Regions from separate parts of the Mus musculus genome. Here regions 1 and 3 are each linked to region 2. A link is a loop called in an ENCODE intact Hi-C map of the cell type or tissue named here. Cell type or tissue: left cerebral cortex. All regions are shown on one strand. Links, peaks and the distances in the headings refer to the core of each region. The heading gives the core; the rest is flanking DNA.

Region 1 (7,322 bases), core at 1,032-6,031, 230 kb before region 2:
ACTTTTGTCTTTGTTCTTCTTGAGTTTCATGTGTTTTGCAAATTGTATCTTGGGTATTCTAAGTTTCTGGGCTAATATCCATTTATCAGTGAGTATATATCATGTGAGTTCTTTTGTGATTGGGTGACCTCATTAAGGAAGATATCCTCCCAATCCATCCATTTACCTAGAAATTTCATAAATTCATTGTTCTTAATAGCTGAGTAGTACTCCATTGTGTAAATGTACCACATTTTCTGTATCCATTCCTCTGTTGAGGGGCATCTGGGTTCTTTCCAGCTTCTGGCTATTATAAATAAGGCTGCTATGAACATAGTGGAGCATGTGTCCTAATTACCGGTTGGGACATCTTCTGGATATATGCCCAGGAGAGGTATTGCTGGATCCTCCGGTAGTACTATGTCCAATTTTCTGAGGAACTGCCAGACTGGTTTCCATAGTGGTTGTACAAGCTTACAATCCCACCTCTTTCTCCACATCCTCACCAGCATCTGCTGTCACCTGAATTTTTGATCTTAGCCATTCTGACTGGTGTGAAGTGGAATCTCAGGGTTGTTTTGATTTGCATTTCCCTGATGATTAAGGATGTTGAACATTTTTTTCAGGTGCTTCTCAGCCATTCGATATTCCTCAGTTAAGAATTCTTTGTTTAGCTCTGAGCCCAATTTTAATGGGGTTAGAATCTCAGGCCCTCTTCAATTTTTAAGGGATTCAAATAAGACCAAACTGCACTTTTGCTACAAGTATGCTGGGCTCATGGTTCAGTAACTCATTGGCTCAGGTTATTTGACTCTGAAAAGCGGCTTCTTGTCATATCCTTGATCTCTCCAGCTACCTCAGTTCTTTTGTTGACTCTTCCTTAAGACTCCCCTTTCTCTGCCTGATGTTTGGCTATGGGTCTCTCTATCTGTTTCCATTAACTGCTGTATGAAGCCTGTCAGGAGACAGTTATGCTAGGTTCCTATCTGCAAACATAGCAGAGTAACATTAATATTGTAAAAGATACACTCTATTACATGGGATTTGTCTCAGACTGGGCCACTTATTGGATGGCCATTTTCTTCAATCTCTCCTTCAAAAAGTGTTTTTCTTTTTCTTTTTTTTTTAATGAAAATATCCACATTCTTTTTTCTTCCATTCCAACAATTTTCATATTATGAAACTATTCCCAGAAGATATCAACTGTGGCAATATATTACTGATGTCCATAAAGAATTGTTGTTTTTCTTTCTAACATTACTACAGGTACTCAAGAGTAATTGTCCTGATTTACTGAGTATTTATGATGAGCCAACATACAATAGGTGCTGCGTGTTCACTGTGTTTCAGATGCTACTCTGTGTGATTTATATATGTTTCAACTACTCATTCTTTACATTGAGTAAACATAAGAAGAGACATGATTGCGCAAATCATGGTAGACAAGATATCTGCTTTCTCATCTTGATTATAAAAATCATGCACTTTTAAGTCCTTTTTAGTTTTTCAGGACAGGATCTCACTATATACCCTGGACTGGGGAGTGTTCCTGAATTGGGACACTTCAAGATCCTCTTGAACCAGTTTTCATAGCACAAATGATCGAGGTAGAAAGAACTGTACCCAGCTGCAGAACTACAAGGAAAAGATGCTAACTTGGTTCCTCTAACTCTCCTAAGACTTCAAGAATATCACAAGGCAGCAGTGGTAGAACAGCCCAGAGCTGTGAGACCATCTTAGGCAAAGGACTGATTACTAACCACATAGCTATTACATTTTGCTGCGTTCAGGTTTCTCATATATAGTTTATATTTCATTCTTTAGATTTAATTTCTCCCTTTTTTATTACTACTGTCAAATAATCTTGATAGAAAGTAAATAAATATTCTAAACAGCTCTCTCTTTATATAGCTCAAGTATGAGGCTACAGTCTCTGCACTCAAAACATATTACATTTACATTTCCTATATCACTATGTCTTTCAAAGATACCCTTTTTCTCAATTTGGACTTGTTCTCTTGTCTGTCCTTCTTTTCAGATGATAAATTATTTGGAAGCTGAGACATGTCAACACATACCTGATATCTCATAGGCATTTTTGTTAAAGTCTAAGATAATTAATCCCACCAAGTATTGTTACTCGTTGTTTTCTGAGATGATGGACATATTTCACCTGAAGGCATAACTCTACGACACAGATAGAAACAATTTTGAATAAGCAATCCCCTAGAAAAACACCTTTTGTAGAAAGGCTCAAAACATCTGATCAGCTTAATGGCTCTTGATATTAATGTTCATAATTTCAACATTGCAAGTTAAAAAATTTAAGCTATTTTGGCTTCTAATGGTTTCCTTTTTATTCACAAGAACTGAGATTTTGAGAGTTTGCTTCATACTAATATGTAGCAAGAAGAATGAATTTTTAAAAGACATACTAAAAATGATAAAAGAAAATTACTTTAAGGAATGTATGAAATATCTTAGTCCATATCTAAAGTGCTCATTTCTAGCTTGGGGGAAATTCAAACTGTAGCAATGTTTCAGTTCAAAACCATGATCAGTGACAAAAGCTACCCTAATACACCTTTGTTTTTATTTCTATCTGCTTTGCTCAATTCCAAATATGGCCCATCACATATAAGTTCCTTGTGCTAGTTCATGCTGCAGAATTCACATTTTTATCTACAATATAGCCTTGAAAGTCTTATTTCATCTCCCAAAAGAACCCAATCTCATTCTCCAGGCATGCCAATCTTTCTTAGGAGCCGAAGACCTCAGTGATAGATTTGAAAGCAAAATGAATTTTGCTTTTTGGCACTGGGAGAAAATGGCTTTACTTATGAATTTCTCAGCTACCCCAAGAAAAGACCCTGGGATCAAAACACACATTGAGATCCTTTAGCAAAAAGCAAATTGCTTGGTATGCAAATACTAACACTTCTCAGATCCAGAAGTGGGAAGTGATGTCTCCTGCCTTGAAGTCATTCTTAGGGAGGAAAACAGTTGGAAGAAAAGCGGAGCCAACATATGGCAGGTGTGACCAGCAGAGAAGTGAGTGTTGCCAGCTCAAACATCCAAAATAGACTGCCCTTGCGTCTTGTCATCTCCTAGAATAATCTCACATGCAAATCACCCATGTCTTGTCAGATCACAAGACAGTTGAAGCTCTATTTAATTTTATTTAGGGATAATCATAGCAAGCAGTACTTGGAATTATATGTCAGCATAAAATACATTTTATTCTCAACCAAATGTTTTATCAAACAAAAATCCACTCAAACTATAAAAAGGAAAATAAGTTACTATGAAACATGGAAATTTTTTCTTAAAAGTAAAATATACTTTTCTAAGTATATAATTGAGAATAAAATATAAAAGATCCGTAGTGAAATAAGATATCATATACATAAGTCTTTAGTAATCAAAATTAAGTGTAGGAAGGGTAATCCAACAATTTATTTTATGTAGACTTAAATTGGTATCAAACTATTATATTTTATCCATTCATCCATCTATTCCAGATGAATGGTTGAAAAGATAAGTGAAAAAGCAGAGATATGAATAGAATGTTCACTACAATTCCAGTAGCACAGTAAGGACAGAAATTCAACCTGAACATAAGAAATTTGTCAATTTTACTGAGTTCAAGGCCAGCCTGGTCTTCAAAGTGAGTTCCAAGACAGCAGGGCTCTACAGAGAAACCCTGTCTCAAAAAAATCAAAAGAAAAAAGGAAGAAAGAAAGAAGGAAAGAAGGAAAGAAAGAAAGAAAGAAAGAAAGAAAGAAAGAAAGAAAGAAAGAAAGAAAGAAAGAAGTTTGTCAATTTTAAAACAAGTAGTTTATAGCATGGCAAGGCCAACATAGTCAAAAGATCATTTATTATACTTCCAGATTAGAAGAGAGCCAGTAATATCATGAGGGGGTCACAGAAAGAAGCAGAAGAGGCTACAGGGCATATGGAACAGAAATGTCCGTGTTATGACCAGAGTCTTCAAAGAAACAAGCATATGAAGCAGAAGCAGGATTAGGGTTATCTAGATTGAGTAATTACAGCAGGATCGACACACAGATGATAGGTGGTGATTAGGGATGTCCATCTATAGTGTCACACTAACACAACAACTAATGTAGGTAAAAAAAAATGATGTGTGTTGCAAATGATACTATCCTACATCAAAAATGGATGTTGGATATACTGTAGGATCCTTTTTATATCTACCATTCTATATCTAGATGATATATAGATATATGATAGATGATAGATAGATAGATGATAGATAGATAGATAGATAGATAGATAGATAGATAGATAGACAGCATGAAGATGACAAGTAGCAATCATGTCAGCCAAGCAGCACAGAAAAAAAAACACACACACACACTCTGCTGAGTCATTGGAAAATTAGGATTGGAAAACCTATAGTGGGGATTATCCCTGGAAATGACTGATTATTTCTTCCTCAGCAGTCATCAATTGCTTATAACTTTTCATCTATGTGTAGAGTCCTGTGAGATTTTCCTAATCCGCGTTGGAACACCAACAACATTCACTGACAATAGACATGTTGGACCTATGACTCTTACAAATTTTACATCCCCTATTTTGTGATGTTTTCTGAGGCTTAGATGTAGGGCTGCATTGTAAATCCATTAACTGAGAATGGGTGCCAAACAGAACATGTTGGGATAGCTGATAGCCATTTAATTGTCTACTTGGACTTGAGGCATATTCAATAGGAGAGAAGTCATACCTTGTACTACAAACCTAGGCACCTATGTATGACTGGCAAGCTTATGAAATCTTGAGAAGAACCTGACATGTCCATATTCCTAAACCAATATAACTCCCAACTGCATTCAAAAGACCCATACACATATATGGATGCTGCTCTCATCCCTTGTTAAATATGCTTTATTCTTTACAGCATCAAGAAACAATTAAACATGTCCACAACTGATCAGAATCACGTAAACTCTTATTTGAGGGAAACTTTGAGACTTCTGAAGAAGCAGAGTGATTTGTTTTGAAAGACTTTGGTGTTCTTGACTACTTGTATGGATGGCAGTCTTTGAACTATGCCTTACTGGAAAACTGAAGGTAGGCTAAATGACCTTATCGTAGTTGCTATTATCTCATGAGAAATGTTTCACCTGGTGTTTCATTATGTTATCAAAGTCCCAGTTAAAAGTCTTAACTTACCAGTAGAAAATGGTAAGTTAAATAACACTTTTCAAGGCTATAAAACAGTCATTCTCATTACATGGTAATATTTAGCTCTTTGTTTATTTTTTAACAAAAGGGGGATTGAATTGAATAACTGAAAATTATGAATACTTCAAGTTATGGATCTGCTACTAATATTAGGAAAGTAAATTTAATTCTTACAACCATGCTAACAAATATTTGTTGGGGAATGAGAAACAAGATACAGAGAATTAGAGACTGTGGTGTGTCCATCTCTAAATGTGATGGCTATATCATATACCCTATACCTAAGTATCAGAAATCATCAAGAAGGAGAAGGCAGAAAGATTGAAGAGCCATATGCAATGATTGTCTGCAACACAACTATTTTCCAGACCTGACAGAAACATTGCACACATGAAGTCACAATAGTTGAAACTACATGAACATGATCTATATATGATCAAGCTAGCCAAAAATTCACAGATAGGTGTTGGGGGCCACATGAAGTCTCAATTCTACCTAAGGAGCTAATGTCAATGGCTGCTGGAGTGGATACGTGTCAGTTTTCTTCAGGGGCTGTAAATGTTCCTGTAGAATGTTCTATGGATATACAAACTGTACTGAGTAGACAGTAGAGTTAGAAAAAAAAAAAGAATATCAAGGTGGGAGACCCAGGTTAGGGGTAGTAGTGAATGAGCAGTGGTAAATTAGAAAACACATAAGCAGTATGAAATTCATTCTCAAATAGAAAAGTTTTAAATAAGAATTTTAAACATATTTGCAAGTCAACTCTGCAATTCTAAAATGCAATTCAAAGATAAGATAATATCAAAAACCTTGATATTATTTGTTCCTCTTTGTCTGCTTTAGTAACATGTCTCCTTCATCTACAGCTGGAGCTCCCAGTTCATATCACCTATATTCTGCTCTGAGCCCTGCATTATCACAACCTGTGGTTGCTTTAAATTTTCCTAGTTTCTACAGTATACTCAATCTGAAGAATTTGGACCTAGGAATTGTAGATGAGACAAAACATGTGTCATTTCTTTTTCTGGGTCTGGGTTATCTCACTCAGTATAACCTTTTTAAGGTCTATATATTAACCTTCAAGTTTCATGATTTTACTTTCTTTATACCATCTTCTTTATAGCAGAATAACATTCTGTTGTGTATATATACAACATTTTCATCATCCACCCATCTATTGGACATTTATGTTGCTTTCATTTACTGGCTATTGTAAATAGGGCATCTACAAACATGTCTGTCCAAGTATCTGTGAAGTACAATGTTGAATCCCTTGGGCATATGGTTTGCTAAGGAGTGTTATAGCTAGGTCCATAGATTTTTTTTGAGGGTGTTTAGTTTGGTTTGGAGGGATTCTCCATACTGATTTCATTTATAGCAATTTGCAATTCTAGCAATAGTGAAATAGTGTCCCTTTTCTTCACAACCTTGTTAACATTTATTGTCAGTTATTTTATGGTTTTATCCCTATTCTCACAGGTAAGTGTATTTACCACCCCTCATCAAAGAAACGTTTATTTATAGCCAATGGAAAGCATTGAAGAAGACCACTACTGGACACAATGCAGATATCAACAGGCTTTGAGGAGACTAGGCCAAATGGATGTATCTATATCACAGCTCCTGAAGCTTTGGCTCAAGAGGCATTATGAAATAGGGTTTGGATAGAATATAAGAACCAGAACACCAAGAGGTCTGCTGTGAAACAACTCTCCTAGAAATAGTTACACAACCAAGCACAATGGCAGTCTCAATGACATGTTAATGTGGAAGGGTTTCCTGGTTTGGAACACCACCCCAAGACAAAGAACTATAGGCAACACTTGACTTCTGGAAGACGAGGAGCTAGTTTCACCAAGAGATAAGTCTCTTTATTGGTTGGCTGATGCACTGTTGTCCATCTTGAAACAAACAGCAACAGACTCAGTAGGTGGTATTTTAGTATTTTTGTGTACACACACACACACACACATCACATATAATCAATGAAAAAATGCTATCAACTTGAAGGGGCCATGGTACTAAAGAAGGTAGCTGAGAGGAGCTGGAGGGAGAAATGGGAAGAGAAATGTAATTCTATTTTATTTTTTAATATTGAAAACATATTCTTCTCTTGTACATATCATATA
Region 2 (7,322 bases), core at 1,094-6,093:
GAAATTGGAAAGCGTCAGTCCAATGAGTAAATCCTGGGAAAAGAGAGAATGTCTTAGTCAGGGCTTGTATTCCTTCACAAAACATCATGGCCAAAAAGCAAGTTGGGGAGGAAAGAGTTTATTCAGCTTACATTTTCACATTGCTGTTCATCACCAAAGGAAGTCAGGACAGGAACTCATGCAGGGCAGGAACTTGAAGACAGGAGCTGATGCAGAGACCATGGAGGGGTGCTGCTTACAGGCTTGTTTACCTTGATTTGCTCAGCTTGCTTTCTTATAGAACCCAGGACTACCAGCCCAAGGATAGCACCACCCACAATGGGCTGGGCCCTTTCCCCTTGATCACTAATTGAGAAAATGACTTACATCTGGACCTCATGAAGGCATTTCCTCATGGGAGGCTCCTTTTTCTGTAATAACTCCAGCTTGTGCCAAGTTAATACACAAAACCAGCCAATACAGAGAGTATAGGTACTTCTGAAGCGGAGAGATTAAAGCAGAGACACTACTGAATACAATGAGCCCTTCCCACCCAGACATCAGACACAAGCAAGGTATTTCTATCAAATTAAGTATCGCCTTTATCTTGATAGTAACCAACAGATGTCTAATTGAACTTATAACCCAACTGTTAAGCAGGAAGGAAATCATGACACATGGAAACCTAGCCAGTACCCATGACCTAGAGGGAGCATGAATCTTAGAGAAGAGCCTACTACTGCCACTTTCTTAAATTAATATAATTCATAACTGCACTCTACATACTTATCTTTCTACCCACAGGTAAGTATAGCTCCCTTTCCTCATCACAGAAGCTTCTCTTAGTAGCAAACAGAGAAATCTACCACTGAAATCTATAACTGATAAAAATTCAGAGAACAATAGATCATAGTACATTCCACCCCTATTGATACATCTACAGCACAAGTCACACATTGAGGGAATATCTTGGAAATGGTTACTGAAAGATTATAACAGTCAAAGGATCTGGAAGCCTCTTGTGAAACTGTCTTCTAGAAATGACAGGGAAGCTACACTCATGATAACTCAACAATACAGCTGCCTACAAAGACCTGAGCATCAACATCCCCTGACAAGCTAATGAGAAAGGCACGTCCCAGGGCTCCACCCCTAGACAAAGAGCTGAGCAACTACGGACTGCTAGAGATAAAGAATTATTCTTCCCCGGGGAAGTACTTCCTAATGGGTTTTAATTCCAAGAAGTTGGTCCTGAAATCATATACATACAAGTAACACTAAATGAAGATCGAAGTTTGTGTTTCTAAATTTAAGCATATGCATACACGTAACAATATTAGAGAAAAAGAGACTACGAGTTTGAGAGAGATGTTAGAGAGATATGGGAAGAGTTTGAGGGAGAAGACAGGGGAAAGATAAATATTTTCATTTTAAAATTTGTAAAAATTTAATTTAAATGGGAAAAAAAGGGAAAAGAATTTTGTGAGGGCTGGAGAGATGGCTCAGTAGTAAAGAGCCCTGACTGCTCTTCCAAAGGTCCTGAGTTCAATTCCCAGCAACCACCTGGTAGATCACAACCATCTGTAATGGGATCTGATACCCTTTCCTGGTTAGTAGGTGTATATGCAGATAGAGAACTCATACACAAAATAAACAAATAAATCTTAAAGTTAAAAAAAAAATCGTGAAGAAATTTAGCCTTTTAAACCCTTTAGAACTGTTTTGAGTTTTGTTTTGTTTTATGAAGGATGTACATTATAACAGAAATTTAATAGTGAAATAGAAAATGTTAATAATAAGAGAAAAATAGTCAGTAGTCAAAAATTAAGACAGATAGAGGGTTGTACCATGGCTCACAAGGATACTGAGAGGACAACTCTTCCTCCTAGTTCCCCATCCACTTCCCCTTGGAGGGTGGGGAAGATCTCATTTGTCTTCCACACAATACTTTATACTTTCACTATTGAAATACTTCAATAGTGCTCAAACATGTTTCTTCTCAACAATTTATCTATACCAAGAGGAATGTCAGACACTTATCTTTCTCCTTCATTTGGTCTTGTTTTACTTTATTAACTATGAATTCCAGTACTTTCCTAGTGTGTTTCACTCTCCGTGGAATCCTTACTCCTCACCACAATCATACTTCCATCTGCCTTGCTCTGTACCTGATCCCTATGAGCATTTATATTTATTTCTCTAGGGATGCAAACCCACCAACTCTGCAGGCATGCATGAAAGGGGAACTTGTAATCCCTCCATCTAACCTTCCATCCCATTGGCCACCCGACTTCCTGAGTTGGCTTTGTATCATTGAGTGACTCAAAATGGCACAGCCCAGCTTTATTTCTACTGTACTTGTTGTGTGTGCCCGGACCCGTGTATGTGGGCATGTGGAAGACAGACAGCTGCCTTGGGCGACCTTCTTCAGAAAGCATCATTTGCCTTGAGTTTTTAAGAGAGAAGTCCTCCATTGGTCTGGAAGCTGGCAACATAGCCTAGGCTGCCTGGCCACTGAGACAAGGAAGCTGCCCGGCTCTGCCTCCCCAGTGATGTGATTGATTACATGCCTGAGCTCCGACACTCAGGAATTTTTTTTTTTTATGTGAGTTCTGGATGACCAAACTCAGGTTCTTTTGCAAGACATTCACTTTACGAGCTGAGGTATCAACCAATAAAGATTTTCATTAAGTATTAAATTTGGCTTCATATCTTTCTTTCACCTTCCCCTGAACTTTCAAGTTGCTGGAATATTGGCATTTCCTGGTCTAACTGCTTAAGCGGCATTCAAACCTTCACTATGAGAAGACTGACACGTTGGCTTGATAACATCTGCATTTCTTGGGTCAGAGGCAAAGAGAACAATTTCACTTGCTTCGATTCACACTTGTGTGGTCCTGTCTTTATCCCTGTCATATTCAGGGCAGTCATTGTGGCTCGTACCCCTATCCCATAGGTGAAATGGCATGTCCCGATAATTATCATCTCTATTCATGCATGATGCCATAAGTAACACTGGCTCCCCTTCAAGGCATCCCTGCTGAGCGATACCCACTATGTTCACTGATGCCATTAGCCAAGTCAGGGAATTGTTGCTATGAGAGCCCTAGGATGCAATGCCCTCCTTGCTAACTATGATTTGTGGTACCATATGGTGAGAAAGAAAAAGAAACCATGATTTTCTGGCTCTCACCTCCCATCTACATGACTTATTTTTGTTCTCCTTGATGAAAGTCTCAAGTACAGTGCTCCCCCCACCCCCTTGCCACTTCCCACCTGCTCCTCAGATGCCATTCGTCCGTCCCCCTATAATTTCCCACACTGTGTCTCGATGGCCTTTCCATTATCATGCTCTTAAATCCACCTGCCACACACATATTGATATTTTGTTATTTTTCTCCACACTTCAGGATTATGGGTTGCTCTTTCATCTTGGTTTTGAATTAATACACCCTTCAGAGGCTTCAGGGAAGCTGAACTGTTAGCTCTCATTTCTGAGCCCATTAGAGCTTATTCACTGATCCCTCTCGTTGGTCTACCTCTGCTATTCATGGTTGTTTTGTCCTTTTATTTTGGGCTCTTCCCTCTTCCATTCTTAGGCTGATAGACTCAGTTATTTGGTGATCAATCGCACTTCAATTACCTCAGCTTTTAAGGCTGGATTCGAATGGTCACACCCCACATCTCTTCTCTTTGATACACAGTCTGCTTTGACTGAGTTCATGGTTATTACACCCGCTTCTAATTGGGCTCAATTGCTATTTCTAAGGGTTGCTTTGATTTGGGGGAGCAGTCTCATGCCATGCTGAACATTCTCAAACAGAAGAGACTCATCAGATCCTGCAATATGTAGTGTCTGTGGTGGGTCTGCCAAACCATAAGTCATTGAGGGTGAGAGGTAGTCTTGTCTACGACTTTAAAATAAGTAAATGTAGAACTTTCCCAGGTACATATTTTATAACACCGTATTTATCTATTTTCCCATAGATAAAACATAAAAAATAAAAATAAAAATACAGTGGCCACTCAGGAAACCAACTTTCTTGCCTATATTTATGACAGATCAATAATAAATCCATGTTATGCTGAAAAATACCATTTCTTGTTGAGGCAGATTCTTAAAATTGCAAGCATGTGTGTTTAACTATATGGTTCCCACTAAGGGACAATGAGCCATCCAAGAAGGAACTGCTGCTGGAATATGGGCTTTTAATTTTTTTTTATTGTTTTCCATTTACCCTGAACATTTCTTCTAGTTTATTAAAATTCAGCAGAGTTCAAGAAGAAAAATACAAGGCTGACAGAATATTATGAAATGGAGGTTGTTTTTGTTTTATACTTTATTTGTAGCTGTTTAAACAGCTCATACTAGCCAAAACCTTGTCTGGGTCTTTCTGGATACAAGCAAGAAAACAGAAACCACTACAATTATTTTAAATAGATAAGATTAAATGAGGCATTGGTGGCAGCTATAAACTGGAGCTATAAGACAAAAGCACTGCTGGGTCACTGAGAACTCCAGAAGGATTCCCACCAAGGTGCATTCCATAGAAGACTAGTCATCTCACTGGGTTTATAGGAGTCTGACAACTGGACCTTCTCTGGAGCCATGCGCTATGGTTACGATCAGCCTTCATTACTGTTTCTAAGTCTGCTGTCATTCTGGACCTGAGATATTGTCTCATTGGAATGTGTGTCTGGCCTGGCTGTGCAGGTTGGGCCCCAAAGTTTCTAACTTTGTTCAAAGGAAGCAAGCTGTTAAACTGTTTACATCCTATGCACCCATTATGCAGGGAGTGGGCCAAATGTAAGATACTTTGTTTTCACCCCAAGTCATTTCTGGCTTATCATAACTTGGTCAAAGACTTGGGGGGAGAAAACGGACAGTTTTACCAGTGTGGTGAATCAGATGCTATTAGCAACCTCACACAGGAAGATCGTCAAGAGTCAGATTTCCTCAGACAGAAGGAGTGGGGTAGCATCCTCTGAGCTCAACATGGACTCCTCTTCATACAAAGACAAAACATTTAGGAGTGATTAACTGGGTAATATGATGATCATTTGTGACCATCCTCTCAGACCACAGCTTAACGTTGTTTTATGACTGGATGCAGCTATGAACTCGGGCTATCTGTCCCTCTCCAGAGTTCTTAAGTACTGCCGTCAGACCCCTTTAGGTCCCACAAACAGTAGTGAAAGCATCTGTCTAGAAGCATGTCTCTCCAGGAAGCCATCAGTGCATCGAAAGGTGTGAACCTCATATTAAATTCTGTATCCTCGGGATATGCTCACTGCCAGCCAGGCTGCTTTTGAACTTTAAAATCAGCCCCTAGCCTTCTATTTAGTTGCCCCCAATAACAACTTCCCCTTCCCTTCAAAGGAATAGGATGTCAACAGAAGACATTTATGCCCTAAAATAGATTGAATTTCCTAGCTTCTTTCCCACCTAACTACAGGCTTGAGATTGAGTCAATGCCTGTGAGTAAACAGGACGCATGCTATTCTGGGATCTTGTACTTGAAGGGATTGGACATGAAGTTCACTATTTGTTTGCTTGCTTTTCCTTATTATTGCTGCTGAGAGACAGTGAAGGCAGCAACAGAAAACTCAACTCTCCATACAGTATACTGTGGGTAAAGAGGGTAAGGCTGCTTACTGACTCTGCACTGCTCGGTCTTCTGATGGCCTTGTGAAGGGCTGATAAATTCCAGCTCTCTTTAATCCACTGTATATTGAATGTCTTTGTTAGCTCAAATGCCATCTGACAACACTGAAATTCCAAACTCTAGATGGAAATAGTACCAGTTAGGGATAATCAGGAGACAAATGAAACATATACTAAGTAGAATAAATCACAAAAGATCCATTTATACACAGATTACTAAAAGGACGAATCTTCAGTAGAAATCAGAAGAAAAGCATAGAGCCCCTAGACTAACAATATCTGTGTAATTGACACTTTGTTCCCAGAACTGAGTTCAGGGTTCAGGTCGCATTTATTCATATTTGAGGGACAACTGGATTAAAGAGTCGGAATCACTAAGAGAAGTGGCATTCTTCAGGGAAGATATCCCAGTATCAGGTGCCTCAAAAAGCAAACACCACGTGACCTGGATCTCTCTCTCTCTCTCTCTCTCTCTCTCTCTCTCTCTCTCTCTCTCTCTCTCTCTCTCCCTCCCTCCCCTCCCCAGGACTCGTCACTACAAACTGAGAGTTCAACTAGAGGCTGAACACATAGGCAACCTCTTAATGTAATTGTTGCGATGAGAAATTACCAGAAACCACTCAAAGAGAAAAGGGCTTATTTTGTTTACACTACCACATCACACTTATCACTGAGCAATGTCAGGGTACAAACAAACACCTGGCAGGAACCTGGAGGCAGAAGCTGATGGCTGCTGAAGGAAGGAGGTCACAGAGGAGTGCTGCTCAGCTGCTTGCTCGGTTTCCTTTCTTAAAGCACGCAGGACCATCTGTCCAGGCCCCACCCACAATGGGCTGGGCCTTCCCACATAAATTACTAATCAAGAAAAAGTTCCATAGCCTCACCCACAAGGCACTCTGGTGGAAGCATTTTCTCAATTTTGTTCTCTCTTCCAAATGACTCCAATTATGTCCAGATGACAAAAAACTAGTCGAGCACATACATACCAACCCCAGCTTCCTTGGGCAGAAGCAGCCTGGAAAAAAAAAGATAAAGATTGGTTTTGAATGAACACATGAAGCTACATGGTCAAAGGCTGTCTCTGACAAATAACTGGCAAATACGGGTACAGTGGAAACGGCACAAAGATCTCCTTTTCTTGCCTCAACTATGTTCTGAGGCCTGGTTTGGAACTGGGTGGAAGCTGCTTCCTCCTGGGGCTCACAATGCAGTGACTGAGCCAGGGAATAATGAAAGGAAGGTCCCTCGTACATCACCAGGGTGCCAGGTACAGCAGTCTCATCTCACAGTCAATCTCAGAGCAGGGGCTGGATTAGGTACAGTTTTCTTATCGTTCCAACATTTTCCTTCAGTATATCCATAGTGGATTTGGCCACCTTTTCCAGATCTTTCATTGAAAGAGATGAATCATGGTAGTGACAGCTGCCCACATGTTTACTAAACTCGAAACTCATCCTTTGTTAATTTCAGGCCCTTTGAGACACCAGTTAGCATCTGGCAGTGATCTATGGAAAATAATCAGCATAAAGTAGACCACACTGTCTGTCGATCCAGAGGTCTTGGGAGAAACGAAAGGGAGTATGAATCACACTGTGATAGAAATCTTATGAGATTTCTGGTGGCAAGCAAAAGTGACCAGATTTGACTGATAAACAGAGATCTTAGGGCCACCAGGAGG
Region 3 (7,322 bases), core at 856-5,855, 210 kb before region 2:
AGCTTCTATTCCCTAACACCTGGGGAATCAACAATATCACATTTCATCTTATCGGAGAGCCTCACCCCAATGGTTGATAATTAAATGAATAAGAACTTGAAATTATATGAAAAGTGTAAAATTAGGATGGTGCATCTTTTCCTTTGGAGTTATTAAGTTAGAAAGTTATATTCACACATTTTGGCGGCTTCAATGCCTGATTCTTTCCCTGCTCTCAAAAAAACCACAAAAGGTCACACTGCATTCATCACAGATGAAGGACTGTTTTTAGAGCTATATTTAGTTACCTCATTGGAATGTCACTGCCAGAATATGGTCAAGCCAAAAGTAATCTGTCAAGAATGATTTAGTTAAGTGTAGTGTACATGCCTCTAATGCCAGGAGTTGAGATGCTGAGGCAGAGGGATAATGAGTGTGGGACAAACTTGGGCCAAATTAGAAGTTCCAGATTGATCAAGGGGGCATAGTTTCACCATATTTTTACTTCCGAACACTAAGAACTATCCTTTTGTGTTACTTGGTTTAACTAGAGAGTTGTTATAATTGTAATTTTGGTCATTCATCTTAGGAAAAGCTTCTATACAGATTCAAAGTGAAAAGAAATAGGTCAGATGCGTAGACTAGGCCATGATTTTTTTTTTTTAATGAGAAAGTGTTAAAGAAACAGAGGAAGTGGTGAGGGAAGCTGGGCTTGTAGATGTTTAAGTGATCTTCATAGGAAGAAGACATAGGAGAATATTCTAGAGATGCAGATCATTCTTTATGTAAATATAAATATCTATCAAGTTATAGGAAGGGGCAAGATCACCTAGCACTGCAAAGTGTCCTGGAAACAAACAAACAAATAAAAAGAACCCACAGTGAAATCAGGAACACTGCAGTAGTGACATTTACTCTCCCATACATAAAGAGGACCAGAATGAGATCACTAGGGAATGTTCTCTTTTACTTGATTTTGTAATTGCGTCCTGATTAAAAAACAGAAAAGAAAAGAGAACAGTAAAATATGAGAGTAGGAGAGCTGATCACGTCAGTTTTCTGTTTGCCAAAGCAAAATACCAAAGAGTAGGTAGTTTAATTACAGGCTGTTTTTTGTTTGTTCATTTATTAGGCTTATTTTTACTTCTGAAGACTCGAGACTCATGACCAAGGTATCTTCTTCACCATTAGTTCCTCCCAAGGTTGCTTTGCCTGCCTTCGTAGTCAACTGGTCTTTATTATTTCTTTGTGTATCTTAATGTCCTCTCCTTCTAAGTAGACTAGTCAAATTCAATTAGGGAAGACCCCACTATTTTTGTTTGAGTTTAATTGTTCATCTAAAACACAATCTCCCAAAACAGCCGTATCTTGACACACTGGGTGTTAATACTTAAGTATGTTATTTAGAGTGATACAGCTGAGCCTATGATGCTGGTAGATGAAGAAGTTGCATTTGTAAGGAAAGAAACGAGCACTGCGAGGATCTACCTACTTGAAACTGACCAATAAACATTGACTGTAATTATGATAATACAAATAACCTCATGGGCATTTGTTCCTTTCCAGTAGAGCAGACTGATATCATACTTAAATATCTGGGGTTTACTTCCATTGGTAACACCAAAGCTGCTTCCATTCTTACTCTCTGAATCCATAAAGATTATATCTAATTCAGTCATCAGGTACATGCCAAAAAACTATCATATGTTAGACACCAAAGTATTTATGAAAAGAGAATCTTATTTATAACATAAAAATATGCCATTAAGCTAAACTCAACACGTTTAATTAATTCACCTTCTTGTGTTCTCTGTTGTTCTGTGCTAAGCATTTTAATGCTTATACTTACAGATTATGTCAAAATATTGTGTCAAATTAAAAGTAAAACATATGCTATGATTTCTTTTGGCAAACAGTTTACTTCACTTGTTTTGATTCATGAATACTTGCTCATTGGTGGGTTCTGTCCCTATTTGCATTACTTAACTAGGTTAAAGCCCTATCTTCGAGAAGTCTAAATATTTTATATTTTAAAGACACTCTCATGATACGTAAGTGTATGTTACAGAAAATATATACTTTGAATGGAAATATGCATATATGTGTATGCATATGTGTAGATATATTTCTATATCTGAGTTGTAGATAATAGAGAGTAAATTTTTAATATGATAGATTTAGCTTCCTAAATAAAGCATTAGTAAGATATATTTGAAGATATAATTGATAAATTTAAAACTTGATATATTTATAATTAACAAGGATAAAAATCTAGGATCATTAGTTTTATTTCTGGTCATGAATCTTATTAGATATGTGAATTTATAAAGAACCAAACAAAGAGGAATGGCACCTCTTCCGTAGCTGAGAGTCATTAATTCTTTGTTAATGCAACACACTTTGGCTCTTCGGGCATTATTACAATGAAGAATTGTGTTTTACAAAACAAGTCAAGAAAATACATTAAATCATGACCCCTTTCCTTTGCAGGACTCCAGTCTAAGTGCCCTGAAATGAACTTTTTAGTTAATTAGTATTCCTCTGTTTGTCAGTTCAAGTAATTACTCTTCTCAATTTAATTGAAGTGTTATAGTGAGGTGCTAAGAGCTTGGGAGGAGAGCCACCTGATGAATTGAGTTCACTGGAAACAAAGCAGAGAGTTGCCATCCAGAGTCAGTGGAGCAGCCTGTTGGAAGGTGAAGAGGGGTAGACAAGTGATGGGAAGAATTAACATCTCCTGCTCCAGTAATTGTGTTGGAAGGATGGGTTTCAAATATCCATTAATTTAAGTGGTCTTTATTCCATCATTAAGCAAACAGCATATTTGGCACCAGCTTTTTCATACATTTAGCACAAATAGACCATGGAGTGCGTACATGCCCTTGGGAGTAATTCTTACAGGATACATCTGTGCCCCTTGTGCCCGATGCCGATGTAACCAAGGTTGGATGATTACTAGGCAAGCTCACAAGAGCACTGCTGCTTCTCCGGGGGGTGGTGTGGGGGATCAGAAATGAAGCTTTTCACCTCTTAGAGCTGAAACCTCAAGGCCTGTTTGTTCAAGGGTAATATGTCCCAGAGAAAATGGCTTGGTACCACTCAAGCTCCTACAATCCTGAAAGTTTTAACTTAATAAATCAAAAATAGAAATGTCATACTCTCCAGGGTCTAATCACCATCACTAGCCTCCTTGAATCTACTCCCTCCCAACAATATCTTGGAATTTCTGAAATTGGAGTATCTCCTAACATTTTCCTGCTCTAACCCCTTGCAAAGACCGATAAGTTAATATTTGGTTAAATCTCAGACATTAAAAATTATTATGCCTCAATAATCTCTGAACACATAAATGAGTTTTTTTTTCCCTTGCACGTGTCCTATTAGATGGAAAAAGAGATGTCAGGTGATATTGTGTGTCTCATCTCCTTTAGTTTTCTCCACAAGGGGATGCTAATATGCCAGTATTCTTATGTAGATGAATATCATAGTTCTAAAAAACATCTAAGACTGGATTTTATTCATTTATTGAAATAACCAATAAATATCCATTTTGAGTTACTGTAATAGAAATACACACACACACATTGAATACTCTAATTAGGGAGCATCCTGAAAAATAATGGTCCTGACTTCAAACACAGATCTAAAGCTTGGGCCCTGAGGCCATGCTGCTTTGAATTGTCAAAAATAAAATGAGGACATTTGACTCTTCTGGCTAAAGCACACGGCACTGAAACAATTAGCGTAAACTCTGCTGATCTGTATACAAATATCATCCCCTCCAAAAACAAAAAAGCATGAATAAAAATGGATCTTGATACCTGTAGTACCCAGGAGGCATGGGTCTCCATCAGTGCCTCTTTGAGACCCTGCATCTCTATCTAATACTTTCCATGGCCATGTATTCTAGCCCATGTGCCTCTTTTTCAGAACCTAGTATAAGCCCTTCAGTTTGAGAATAAGCCATGGTGTCATGGAAATGCCCATACTCCAGTATATTGCATTGTTGATTTTGACTTTGTCAGAAGATAGAACCTAAATATCCCTAGGTATTTAGGCTGCTATTCCCAAAAGTCAATTAACCAGTAGTCATCTTGACATGAAGTGTCCAAAATTAACAGTTTCATTCTTAAAACCATGGTGAATTTCAACCTTAGACAAATTAGACTTTAAAAATTACTGAAGTCAGGACTGGAGGGATGGCTTAGAATTTAGGTGAACTGGCTGCTTTTCCAGAAGACCCAGGTTATATTCACACCATCCACACAGCAGCTCACAACTATCTCCAGTACAATGTAACCCTTCCTCTAGTGTATCAAGAATATCAGACACTCAGGGGGAACTGACATACATGCAGAGAAAACACCAACACACATAAAAATATGTAATTACATTAATAGATCTAATATAGTGCCATAGTAATTATATTAAATATTGCTTAGTTAGCACACCTTTATCTTACATGAAAGTATTAGTATAGATATACCAATGGGAGAGAGAGAGAGGAGAGAGAGAGAGATGCAAGAAGGTCCTAGAATGTTTAATGCTTAATGCTACATTAGATAATTATTTTAGAAGACCAACATTAAATTGTTGGGCAGAAGAAAGCACTAAGTCAAAAATCTGACCAAAATTCATAGCTGAACACATGACCCATAATAAACAATTTCATTTATGTCCTTTGGTGATAAAGAAGACTAATGTTGGATCATGCCTATATTTTGAGTGCCAGGGCATACAGTATATCCTGTAAATGTTTCTGTAAACTGCCTTTGCTTCTGCTTCTCTTCACCATCACTGTTTTCTCATTCCACCTACTTGTCTTGCTTGTTGTCCTTTTCACATTGCATGCTATATACAGAGAGGCACCTTAGTTTATTCTGGATATTAAGGAGGACATAAAGGCATTCGTTAAAAATTAATGACTGAAACTCTGCTGTGCTGGAGGACCCTGATAAGGTGACCTCAGCCAAATGACTGAGGTAACATCTTCAATGACAAATTATATGGATGCCATATTCCCTTGGTAGACGATGTGATAAAATGATAATTTACCTCCTTGGTGCTCCCGAAACCCATTGCCCCATTGCAAACATGGGAGAAAGTATCAGACAAATCCTAAAGAAAGGAAAATTTATAAAATAGTTGACCAATAAGTATTCTTTCAAACCACCAGTTCTGAAAAACCTAAAACAAAGAAAATGTTGGAGAGTCTCTCACAGTTAGAAAGATCTTAGAAAGATTATATAACTAAAGACAATGGGGACATCCAGGACAGGTATGAATGGAACAAGACCATGGGCAAAATCTAGAAGAATTTGATCAAAATATAAATTCCTATTCATAATGGTCACTGCTATTTCATTAATTATAACAAACTGTTGTCATTTAAAGCAATAATGATGGGGAAACTGCAGAGTGTCTAGAAACTCTCTTCATGCATTAGTTATTATAAACCCATTTAAGATAGAGGCATCTATAAGAATAAGCAATAGAGTCTGATTATTGTAGATACAAGATGACTGACATCCTGCCTGTGGTGTGGTTTTGGACAAACACTCTGGCTTACAAGATTATGTTTCCTGCATCTCTATGGGGCTGGTATAAGTAAATGTTTTTTAACAGAAGAAACATATCGCACAACTAAGCGAATTTAGAAAAGAATGTTTTGGAGACTCCAGTGAATAAAAGGCAAAGATGATGATCAGTTCGAGTGATCATGGTGTGAAATTTCTTCCGAAGTATGACAGACTACTCCAGTGAAGGAAAGAGTACTCAATCAACACTGTCTGGCCCACGTCTTCTGCATCCCATTTCCTAACAAAGGCAGAATGCAAACACCTTGTGAAGAAAGTGTCTTATGTCCCATAGGAATCAACTTCAATAATATCTTAGTGTCCGTAAGCATAGGACACCTGCTCATTCTACTTGCTATTTATTCATAAGTCCCTCCTTCCGGCTTCTTTGAGAGCTCTCTGGCACCTTGACCCTGGCAATATAATCCACAAGTTTTTATGGAAACTAGTCAAGTTTACCTTCCGGTTTTCACTCTGTTTGTCTAGTTTCTTTGGTCTTCAGATTTCTATACCTTCTATCATCTCAAAAATAAAAGTGGTAATGCAAGCCATATTAATAAAGATGTCAGCTTGCTGACCTTCTGGTAGCATAAACAAGGGAATTTACAAAGGAGTAGGTGGGTCTCCTATTATATTACTCCATTCAAACACTTGGAACATGTCTAGGTTTTCTAGCTTTTCACATGTCTTTCTCCACATATGAACTTCAAGAGCACAGACCAGATGGAATGTCAGTCTTCACATCTGTTCCAGGTGGAGGAATGGATGAAGTAAAGGTAAGAAAGACAGCAAACACATGTCTTCTATTTAGTATAGAAGGTTTTGAGGAGACGTTTAACCTCAGCTCAGACTATTCCTCTTCGGGAATGCTGCATGCTTCGGCAATAGAAGTCTTTTCTCTAAAAGGAATAAAGAAAATCCATCTTAGGACATCTCTCGAAGTCTCTCACATAATTGTAATCTTTTTCTTAACACTTAGAACATGATTTTGAGGTATTATATAAAGGCCCTGGGAAAATTTAAGCTCTGTTCACAGCTCTACTATATAGTAATTATATGACCTTGGTTGAATCACTTAGCCACTCTGAGATAGTGCTTTCTCAATTGCAAAATGAGATTGATAATTTATTCTCTTTCATCCTTAAATAGCTAAATTAGGTAAATGAATGAGAAAAGGGCCCCGTAACTGACAGTGGTAATGACTTTACAGATATAGAATGATATTACCACAATAATCCATTTCGTTCTTCTGATTTTATCTGTCTTTGTCCAGAACCCACCTGCCTGCCTTAAAGAGGCACAGAACTATTTATGAATGATACAGTTTTATAAATGCATATTTCTTTGACTCTAAGGTATAATCATATCAATAAAACCCCTTAAAAGTGACTCAGAAAGAAGTTCAAGTAGCATTGAATAGTCACATTGTTCACTACACTTATTCTAACTTCAGAAACCACAGCAGAGTTAAATGAGTCAGCACATTAAAAAGTAAAATATTTTTAAAAGATCAAAGATAATTTTAAAAAGTTTTAAAAGTTAAATATACATGCAAACTAGTAAAAAAAATATCACTACAAACACGCAAATCAGAAGAGATTCATAGTAGTCCATTAAAGGTCAGTGGATTTAGAATTAGACAGATGTTCAGATCTCAGGCCTGTGATGGATATTCTATGAAAGCATGGATACTTTTGTTCATTTCTCAGACAAAAGTTCCATGTGTGCATATATGTGAATGTGGGTGGAGCTTGGCGTGCTTACGCT

Evidence for each region. Peaks named below come from ENCODE experiments on the same cell type or tissue, not always from the same donor. Only the 100,000 strongest peaks of a DNase experiment are listed, where the experiment ranks them.
Region 1: it touches region 2 in a loop (15-fold over the local background); 2 of 42 quality-filtered maps call a loop at or near these places.
Region 3: it touches region 2 in a loop (3-fold over the local background); 2 of 42 quality-filtered maps call a loop at or near these places.

What each region holds. Positions count from the first base shown.
Region 1 is chr12:97,498,627-97,505,948 of GRCm38, forward strand. No RefSeq gene overlaps it. Among named protein-coding and RNA genes, the nearest start is that of Gm35274, 240 kb to the right of the region's middle. In left cerebral cortex, for the core only: no CTCF peak of the experiment used is centred there; a DNase peak (open chromatin) is centred at 3,014; H3K27ac peaks cover 1,203 bases.
Region 2 is chr12:97,729,178-97,736,499 of GRCm38, forward strand. It overlaps Gm35274 (a long non-coding RNA gene), which reads right to left. Exons shown (of 3, transcript XR_381819.2): 3 at 6,273-6,659. Among named protein-coding and RNA genes, the nearest start is that of Gm35274, 7.4 kb to the right of the region's middle. In left cerebral cortex, for the core only: no CTCF peak of the experiment used is centred there; a DNase peak (open chromatin) is centred at 3,178.
Region 3 is chr12:97,517,403-97,524,724 of GRCm38, forward strand. No RefSeq gene overlaps it. Among named protein-coding and RNA genes, the nearest start is that of Gm35274, 220 kb to the right of the region's middle. In left cerebral cortex, for the core only: a CTCF peak has its summit at 3,401; no DNase peak of the experiment used is centred there.